Regions from separate parts of the Mus musculus genome. Here region 2 is linked to region 1. A link is a loop called in an ENCODE intact Hi-C map of the cell type or tissue named here. Cell type or tissue: left cerebral cortex. All regions are shown on one strand. Each heading gives the region's core, and the rest is flanking DNA. Links, peaks and the distances in the headings are about the cores only.

Evidence for each region. Peaks named below come from ENCODE experiments on the same cell type or tissue, not always from the same donor. Only the 100,000 strongest peaks of a DNase experiment are listed, where the experiment ranks them.
Region 2: it touches region 1 in a loop (2.1-fold over the local background); 1 of 42 quality-filtered maps calls a loop at or near these places.

What each region holds. Positions count from the first base shown.
Region 1 is chr4:32,798,723-32,803,111 of GRCm38, reverse strand. It overlaps Lyrm2 (LYR motif containing 2), which reads right to left and starts at 2,853. Exons shown (of 3, transcript NM_175364.4): 1 at 2,777-2,853; 2 at 2,362-2,502; 3 at 844-1,969. The coding sequence starts at 2,821. The coding sequence ends at 1,889. In left cerebral cortex, for the core only: no CTCF peak of the experiment used is centred there; a DNase peak (open chromatin) is centred at 2,769; H3K4me3 peaks cover 1,471 bases; H3K27ac peaks cover 1,057 bases.
Region 2 is chr4:32,857,169-32,861,557 of GRCm38, reverse strand. Ankrd6 (ankyrin repeat domain 6) reads left to right here. Exons shown (of 16, transcript NM_001012451.1): 2 at 970-1,236. The coding sequence starts at 1,117. Among named protein-coding and RNA genes, the nearest start is that of Lyrm2, 59 kb to the right of the region's middle. In left cerebral cortex, for the core only: a CTCF peak has its summit at 2,178; a DNase peak (open chromatin) is centred at 1,209; H3K4me3 peaks cover 355 bases; H3K27ac peaks cover 291 bases.

The DNA.
Region 1 (4,389 bases), core at 301-4,300:
GGATTTCTGAGTTCGAGGCCAGCCTGGACTAGAGTGAGTTCCAGGACTGCACAGAGAAACCCTGTCTCGAAAAACCAAAAAAAAAAAAAAAAAATTGAAAAAAATAGTTAGACAGGGTTGACAGAGGCAGGAGAATCTGAGTTCAGGGCCAGCCTGGTCTACAGAGTGAAGCCATGGCCAGCCAGAGCTACATAGTTAAAAAAAAAAAAATCAAGCCTCAGCTTGCCCTCTGACAGCTTTATAGAATTCTCTGTACACCACTGCTGAACCATCATCAAACCACCATTGTTCACAGCTAGTGAGTGGTGTTTAGTCTGAAGAGTTTAGACTAAACAGGAGTTATTTGGATTTGCATGTCAAGAAGACCACCAAGGGAACTATTTAACGTTCTCCCTCAAGACTTTGATAGAACACATGGTGACTCACATCTGTAATTCTGGCACTTGGAAGGTGGAGGGTGGAGAATTAGAATGGGAGATCCTGTTTCAAAAATGAAACCTCAAGTTGTTCACAATGCTTGTCAGCTATTTTTGCATGAGCCATGTAGTTTTTAAAAACCTGACTTCTAAGAGCATGAGATCATTCTCATGCAGAACTGCACGTGGGCCCTAAGGCTCCAGCACAGTGCGCTGCTGCACGTCTTTTCAGGCACCCCAGCACAGGATCCTAGTCAGCCTCTGTTTGGCTTCTCTGTGTTGATGGGCCTTCTGTTCACAGTATAAGTTCAGATTCATCAACAAGCTGTCACTTTCAAAGATTCCACTAAATTGTCAACTTTGTGACCTATTTCTTTTTCCAGTGTTTGCAGGAGAATGCAGAGTACAATGCTCCTTAATGATGATTCTTTTTTTTTTTTTTTAAAGATTTGTTTATTGTATTTATAGGTACACTGTAACTGTCTTCAGACACAACAGAAGAGGGCACCAGATCTCATTACAGACGGTTGTGAGCCACCATGTGGTTGCCGGGATTTGAACTCTGGACCTTTGGGAGAGCAGTCAGTGCTCTGATTCATCATTTCATGAGGATGTTAGGTGCAGGAGCTGAACTGCCCACCCAGTGCTCCCTCTTCTTGGTGTTCTTAGCTATTTCCACTAAAGCTCCGCGAGACCTCAGTCTTATGGTTATCAAACCATGTCACACCTGAAGAAAGTCACTTCAGAACTCTGAAGGACAAAGCAGGTTATTCAAGCAAGATCTAGCGCTGTTTCTAGCCAGTTCTTAACCTTCCTAATGCTGTGACCCTTTAATACAGCTCTAATTTTATGGTGACCCACAACTGTAAAAATTTTGTTACTTCATAACTGTAATATTGCTGTTATGAATCATAAATACCTAATACTAGACCCCCGTGAAAGAGTTGTTTGGCCCCAAAGGGGTCATGACCCACAGCAAGAGAATCACTTTTCTAGGGCAGTACACTGCCAGTCCTGCATCTGACTTTGTAACAGCTTGTGATCACATCACAACATACACTCATTTTGGTTTGTGTGCCACAGTGCCTGTGTGGAGGTCGGAGGGCAACTTTCTGGAGTGGTTTTTTTTTTTTTTCCACGATATGAGTGTCACAGGGACCAAACTTCTGTCCTTGGCAGCAAGAGTCTTCATGAGGAGCTATCTTTACCAGCCCTGTCCTCATTGCCTTTCTAAGAATTGCTAACTAGTCGTCTGTTTTTCAAAGGGGCTGCCATTTCACCTTCCCTCTGAGCAATTGAGGATTCCAACCTCTCATCTTGACATTAGTTCACGTTTAATTATTACAGCCACGGACTGTAGTGGAAATATTAACACGCTTCACTTATATTCTTGATCAGAGTGATTATCACCTTTTTGGGTGCTCTATGACAGTGGCTCGGAGCCTGTGCAAAACACATGAAAAATCTTCCAGTTACGAGTTGGCTAAGGCAAGCGTCCTTTCTAGTTCCTTTAGCTGCATATTGCCTTGGGTTATCATCATTCGGATTGTATCCTGTGGAGGAAAGGACAATCTAGTCATTGTTTTACCAGCTTAACCACGGCAAAGTTCTATTATTGTATCTGGTACAGTCAAGAACCAACAGTGGCTGTTACAGGTTGTAGCTGTGGGCTTACCAATGCCCAAGGCACTACATTCAATCCTGTCACCAAAAGGCACTCCCCCCATCCACCCCCCCCCCCCAAAAAAAAACAGTAGTGTGAAGTGGAAAGCTGGACGCTAGGCTACACAATACAAAGCCAGATGTGCTGCAAAACAAATGTAAAATACCCAGTGGGCAGTGAGCAAATTCTCTGTGGCATATTCCAAGGTGTTCGCTAAACTTCACAAGCTCAGTGATACAATGGGACAAAGGAGCCGTGGCCCCAGCGTGGTCTTGCTCTCACCTCTTCTGTGGCACTTTTGTTTCTTTTAAATTCTTCCCTGGCCCAATCCTGAAGGTATTTTCGGTCAGAATCACTTGGAACTTGCCTAATCGCTCGCAAAATCTTTCTGTAGAGGAGGAGAACTTGCTGCCTTCTCATGAACTGCTCAAGGGAAGGAGAAAGACAAGTTACCACAAACCAGCCGGCTCCACTCAGCAAGCAGAAATAGCCCTTTGGTCCTCGCTAGCAAACAGAACAAGAGAGAATCCTTGCGGACCGGCGGGCGGGCGGCTTGCGAGGGCGGGGCACGCCTAGCAGCTCCGCCCTCGGGAGGCTGAGGCTGTCGGCCGAGGCCCGCGGTGGCCGCGGCGAGCCAGGTCGCAGGGGGAGCGCGACCACACAGGACACCTCCGCGGGGCTGAGAGATCAGCAGTACCTGCTTCAGCGTCAGGGCTGCGGGAGGCAAGCGGGATGCCGCCATGTTGCCCACGGAAGCTGCTGCGGCTCAGGAGCGGAAGTGGCCCTCGGGCACCCTGGTCACGGAAGCGGAAGGAGGAGACGGATGCGCGAGTCCTGGGTTTTCCGCGGAGAACCCAGGAGCTCGGTCGCTTTTACGGGAGGGGAGAAAATGTGTGCCTTTTGAGCACCCTTGCTGTGTATAACTGAGAAGACCGCCATTATGCTGGCAAATTCCGTTTGCATCCTGGAAGCTTCTCTTTTTCTCTACACTTTATCCTACAGCACGCAGGTCGCCTCGATCGTTGCGACTCCGTGCGCTTTCCCTACTCGTGTGCCCTCTCGCTTTTTTGTTTTTGTCCCCCACATCACATACCCAGAAGTCAGGTTATTGAATCTGCTTCTCGTGTTTTGTTTTGGTTTTTCAATTTTTCTCTAACATGGGACGTTGGGGATCAAACCTGTATCATCAGGTTTGGGGCAAAGCACCTTTAATGTCTGAGCCATTTCAATGGCCCTTGGATAATTTCTTTATATAGAGAGCTTTAACTCTACATTAACATATTTGTTTCTTTTTTTGGTTTTTCGAGACAGGGTTTCTCTGTGTAGCCCTGGCTGTCCTGGAACTCGCTCTGTAGACCAGGCTGACCTCAAACTCAGAAATCCGCCTGCCTCTGCCTCCCAAGTGCTGGGATTAAAGGCGTGCGCCACCATGCCCGGCTAACATATTTGTTTCTTTTGAGACTTTACAATATTGTCTTCTACTCACAGCTGTTGTAAAAGTGTATTATTATGATCAGTTTTATATTTACTCCACGTAAGTTATTTTCATTTATGACACACTATGGATCTAAGTTCTTTTCCAGCCACTAGACTAAAAATTCAAGATCATTTATTAAATAATTCATGACTTTCTCAGGTCATTGTAGTAATCTTTTTGAATGCAGGGTCTTTTATTGTCTAAATAATTCGATCAGTCTTGTTTTATCTCGGCCAGGTATCAAGCTATAAATTTTGCTTTTTATGTTGTTGTTCTGGCAGATCCAGTAGTTTCTTGTTAGGATATTTTCTATGACCCTTGGAAAGGCACTGAGCTAATTTCCACATCACCTGGGGATATTTATAAGATTCATAATTAGTGCTGGGTCTAAATTGGGCACCGAGAACAGGTATTTTGTACATTCTTTTCTCTACACTCATGTTAGCCACAGGCAATGTTGTCATATAGATATATACTCCCTGTCTCAAAGATTTATACTTTGAGTAGGAAAGCTTTGAAGGTCAATGCAGTGTTACTTAATTGACTGAGAGTAGGTTCTTGCCTCAAATAACTCTCAGCGCCAAAGCTCAGCGTACAGTCTTTTTAAAGACAAAAGACGCAATGCCATCATTGTCAGGTGTAAGTCAGGAATATGGTAGTATTTGTTTTGACTACACAACCAGAAGATATTTTGATTATGTATCTGAGGCCATGGAAAGTCCCAAATGTGTTGCCATAATGGATGTGACGATTCAAGGGGTTTAAGGGACTAAATATGTGCCTGAGCCAACACAAAGCAGGGTAAGATCGGGACAAAAAGACATTACCTTAGT
Region 2 (4,389 bases), core at 246-4,245, 59 kb before region 1:
TGGTGCCCCCTTCCATCATGTGGGTACAGGAACTGAGTTCTTGTTCTCAGACTTTGCAGCAAGTCCCTATACCTGAGCCATCTCCCTGGCCACTACAAACGTGATTTAAACACAAAAGACTCCCTCTTCCTCCCGCTGCCTCAGAGAAATCACTATCCCTGACTTGGTTTGTTCTAAAGAGATTACCAGGGCTCCTTGAGCAGAGTCTAGAGTTGTATTAAGGCTCTGCCTTAAGTGGTGGCCATTAAGCACGGGGTTGGGGGATGTTTGTGGAGGGGTTGTTCCTAAACTGGCGGTGCTAGCGCTGCCTGCACTAAGTGAGGCACCAGCTTCTTCGCATGGGGAGTGTCTCTTCAGCTGGGAACGGGGCTCGACCCTGGGCTGTGCTCGGTTCTCTGTCTGTTCCAGAATGCAGGAGACTTTGCAGAAGGTAAAAGATGAAGGAAATCATGTTTGCTGGGGGTAGGAATGGGGACAGGGCTGTCTCCTCAGAGACACCCTGCCCATCAGGGTCTCTGAGTGCATGTTAGCCATAGTGGATTCATAGGAACCTGGCCCTCAAGTCTAAAGGTTGATCATGCACAGTACATGTTGTTATGTATACAACCAGGAGGTATCTAGGGAGCTGTACCAGACCCCCTCTTTTTATAAAATAATTAAAATATAATCGTGTCATTCCCCGACCTTTGCTCCCTCCACCCTGGGTTACATCAGGCCTCTTTACCCAGGGTACTAACTCAGCCTCTCAGGTCTGCCCGGCTCGTGGAGAATGGTCCTGAGGAGGGAGGAAGTGGAGAGTTGGCACACCCTGCTGCTTCACTTTGAAATGCTGTGGAAGTGTGCTTTTGGCTTCCTGTCCCCTGTGCTGTGCAGCAGAGGGACACCATGAGGTCAGCAGTGGTGTGGACTGTCTGTCTGTCCTCTTGTACTGAGTGGCGCTGATGGCCGCTTTGTTTTGTGACCCCCTAGGACCTGAAGATGGAGTAGTGAGAAAGGCATCCCTCAGGATTCCGAGCACCTTTCGCTGTGGACTCCAGCCCCACCCGAGGCTGCATGTGGAGCTGAGGAAACTGACCCACCGCTTGCTTTCCTGGGAGCCCCTTTCTCTCCTAATTCATGAGCCAGCAGGATGCGGTCGCTGCGCTTTCAGAACGCCTGCTCATAGCTGCGTACAAAGGCCAAACAGAGAATGTGGTTCAGCTCATCAACAAGGGTGCCAAGGTAGCCGTTACCAAGGTAACACGGAAAAAAACGCCATAGCTGTTCTCTGGGAATAGCTTACCTCTTGTTGCCTGCAGAACTGTTGTTTGGTTCATAGTTTTAAAAGAACTGGCTTTTGGTAAAGGGATGAAGGCTTGGGAGGGGACACAAAGCACTGAAAATCACTTTTGACTTTTCTCCCACCCACTTCTATAGCCAGTGGACAATTTGTCTCTTTGGAGAAGAAGTTCCTTCACAGAGACTAACTGAACAGTGAGCAGGGGGTGGAGGGTGGGAATCATATTAGACAGGCCTCCTAGCAAGGTGGACCAGCCTTTGGTCAGAAAGCCCCCACTGTGGTCTCACTATCCGATCTAGCAGCTTGGACCAGATGCCTGTCATTACTACTGTGGGGCTTTGTAAGACATTGCTCATCCCTTATCAACTGGCAGTACAATGGCAGGTCAGGGAACGGTTGATTGAAGGCAGTTTTAAACCCCAAGAAAGGTAGGTCCTGGCCAGGTGTATTAGTGCCAGCATTAAGTTTGAAGACAGCCTGGACTACATAGATAATCTCAAAAATAAGCAAAAATAAGGTAAGTCAGGCCCTTCAATGTTGAAGTAATGCTGATCCAAATGTATCCAGCTTCCAGTACTGCCTTGAGTACCGTGAAGCCCCCGGAGAATATTCTCTCCTCATCCTAAAGACATTTCTGTCCAGGTGGAAATGTACCTTACATCCTTGGTGCCCTGGTCCAACGCTCTCCCGCCTTCCGCTCCAGAGAGCCTCACAGATGGAGATATGGTTTCTTTTTTTTCACATGGCATCATCTCTTAGTATCTGACGTTCTGGGCCAGATGTTGGTCAGCCGTCAGTCTCAGTCCCTCTGCACTGCATACTGGTCTTGAGAGAGAAAATCTTGTCAGTTGTCCATGGCACCCCAGAGGTCTACAAGTGTAGTCTGAGGCTAGCATGAGGATCCTGAACTGGCACCTCCTGTGGCCAGCCCAGGAGGTGCTACCCAGCAAAGGTTAGCAGGTAAACCAGGTTCGGATTCGACTCTGCTGTGTTTGCAAACTCTTGTGACTAGCTTAACTTTTCTAAGCCTCAGTTTCCCTACCTGTGATACAAGAATAATATCAACTTTTCAGGGCTGTTATAATAACAGTAACTTAGTCAAAGCCACATAGGCTGCTCTTTCATTTTATGTCTTAAATAGACCTCATTCATTGCTTTGGTTTTTTTGTTTTTTGTTTCGGTTTTGGTTTTTGGTTTTTCGAGACAGTGTTTCTCTGTATAGCCCTGGCTGTCCTGGAACTCACTCTGTAGACCAGGCTGGCCTCGAACTTAGAGATCTGCCTGCCTCTGCCTCCCGAGTGCTGGGATTAAAGGTGTGCACCACCACACCCGGCTGCTTTTTGTTTTTTATCCACAGATTTTTTGTGGTATATTTTACATGCCCCAAGATTAATCTAATCAGAAATTTGCAGAATGCTCACACTATCATGCCGCTGCTAGGATTGAGCTGCCCCCCACCCACCCCACCCCCTTCAGCTGTCTCAGTCACTCCTGCATCTGAGCTCCTGCCCCTTGAGCACACAGTGAGAAGTTGTCCTCAGTAAGCTAGAGGAAGAATTCACCAGGACCCATCCATGTTTGTGCCCTCATCTTGGACTTCCTTGGGGAAGATGCATTTCTGATGTGGCTGCCTGAGCAAACCAATGTAGTCTCGTCCTGGAAAAGGTTATCTATCCAGTCAACCTCACCCCAGCTCTCAGTGATCATCGACCTCCTGTTTGTTTATGAGTTTTCCTTTTTTAGATATTACAAAGAAATGGAATTATGGGGTGACCTGGTTAATTTTATGCCAACTTGACACAAGCTAGAGTCATCAGAGGAGGGAGGCTTTATTGAGAAAATGCTTCCATAAGACAGGCTATGGGGGGCTGGTGAGATGGCTCAGTGGGTAAGAGCACCCAACTGCTTTTTCGAAAGTCTGAAGTTCAAATCCCAGCAACCACATGGTGGCTCACAACCACCCGTAATGAGATCTGACTCCCTCTTCTGAAGTGTCTGAAGACAGCTACAGTGTACTTACATGTAATAAATAAATAAATAAATAAATCTTTAAAAAAAAGATGGGCTATGGGTAAGAAAATGTAGGACATTTTCTCTTTTTTTTTTCTTTCTTCCTTTCTTTTTCTTTTTTTTTTTTCTGAGACAGGGGTTCTCTGTGTAGCCCTGGCTGTCCTAGAACTCGCTCTGTACCAGACTGGCCTTGAACTCAGAAATCTGCCTGCTTCTGCCTCCCAAGTGCTCCCAAGGCGTGTGCCACCACTGCCCAGCTGGTCCGGAGTTCTTTAAGGAAGCAGGCTGAGCAAGTCATGCAAGCAAGCCACTAAAAAGTACCCGTCCAGGGCCTCTGCATCAGCTCCTGCCTCCAGGTTCCTGCCCTGTTTGAGTTCTTGTCCTGACTTCCTCTGATAATGAACAGAAATATGAAATATGAAAGTGTAAATTCTCTTTTCCTAACTGGCTTTTTAGTCCTGGTGTTTTGTCACAACAATAGGAACCCTAACTAGACACACAACATTATGGTCTTCTGTCCTGATTACCTTCCTGTAGTATAGAGTTCTCAAGAGTTATTCATGCTGCAGTGAGTGAGTACTTCATTCCTTTTTGTGACTGGATAGTGATACATAGTAAGCACACATAGAATCACATAGTATCTGCAGGTAGGAAGGGTGGAGAACACAGACAGACACACTGGACAAAGGGGTGATTAATGTCCCTGGCTGGATGGCTGGGGGCAGCATTGCTCAGAACTGCATGCAATTTCAGACTCCAGATTCCTTTCTCTCTTGAATTTTCCATTTTCCATTTCAGATTGTGATTGGCCCTGACAATGGGTTACTATAGGGAGTGAGATGGTGGATAAAGGGGGATCACTACTGTCCTTCAGCCAGTTGATGGACGTTTCCGGATGCTTCTAGTTTAGGGCTGTTATTAAAACTCCACCACAGCCGTGAGCATTGACATACACATTTGTGTGGGCAGAGTTTGCATCTATGGTGGGTGAATGTATTAGTCAGGGTTCTCTAGAGTCATAGAACTTATGGATAGTCTCTATAAAATAAAGGAATTTATTGATGACTTACAGTCTGCAGCCCAATTCCCAACAATGGTTC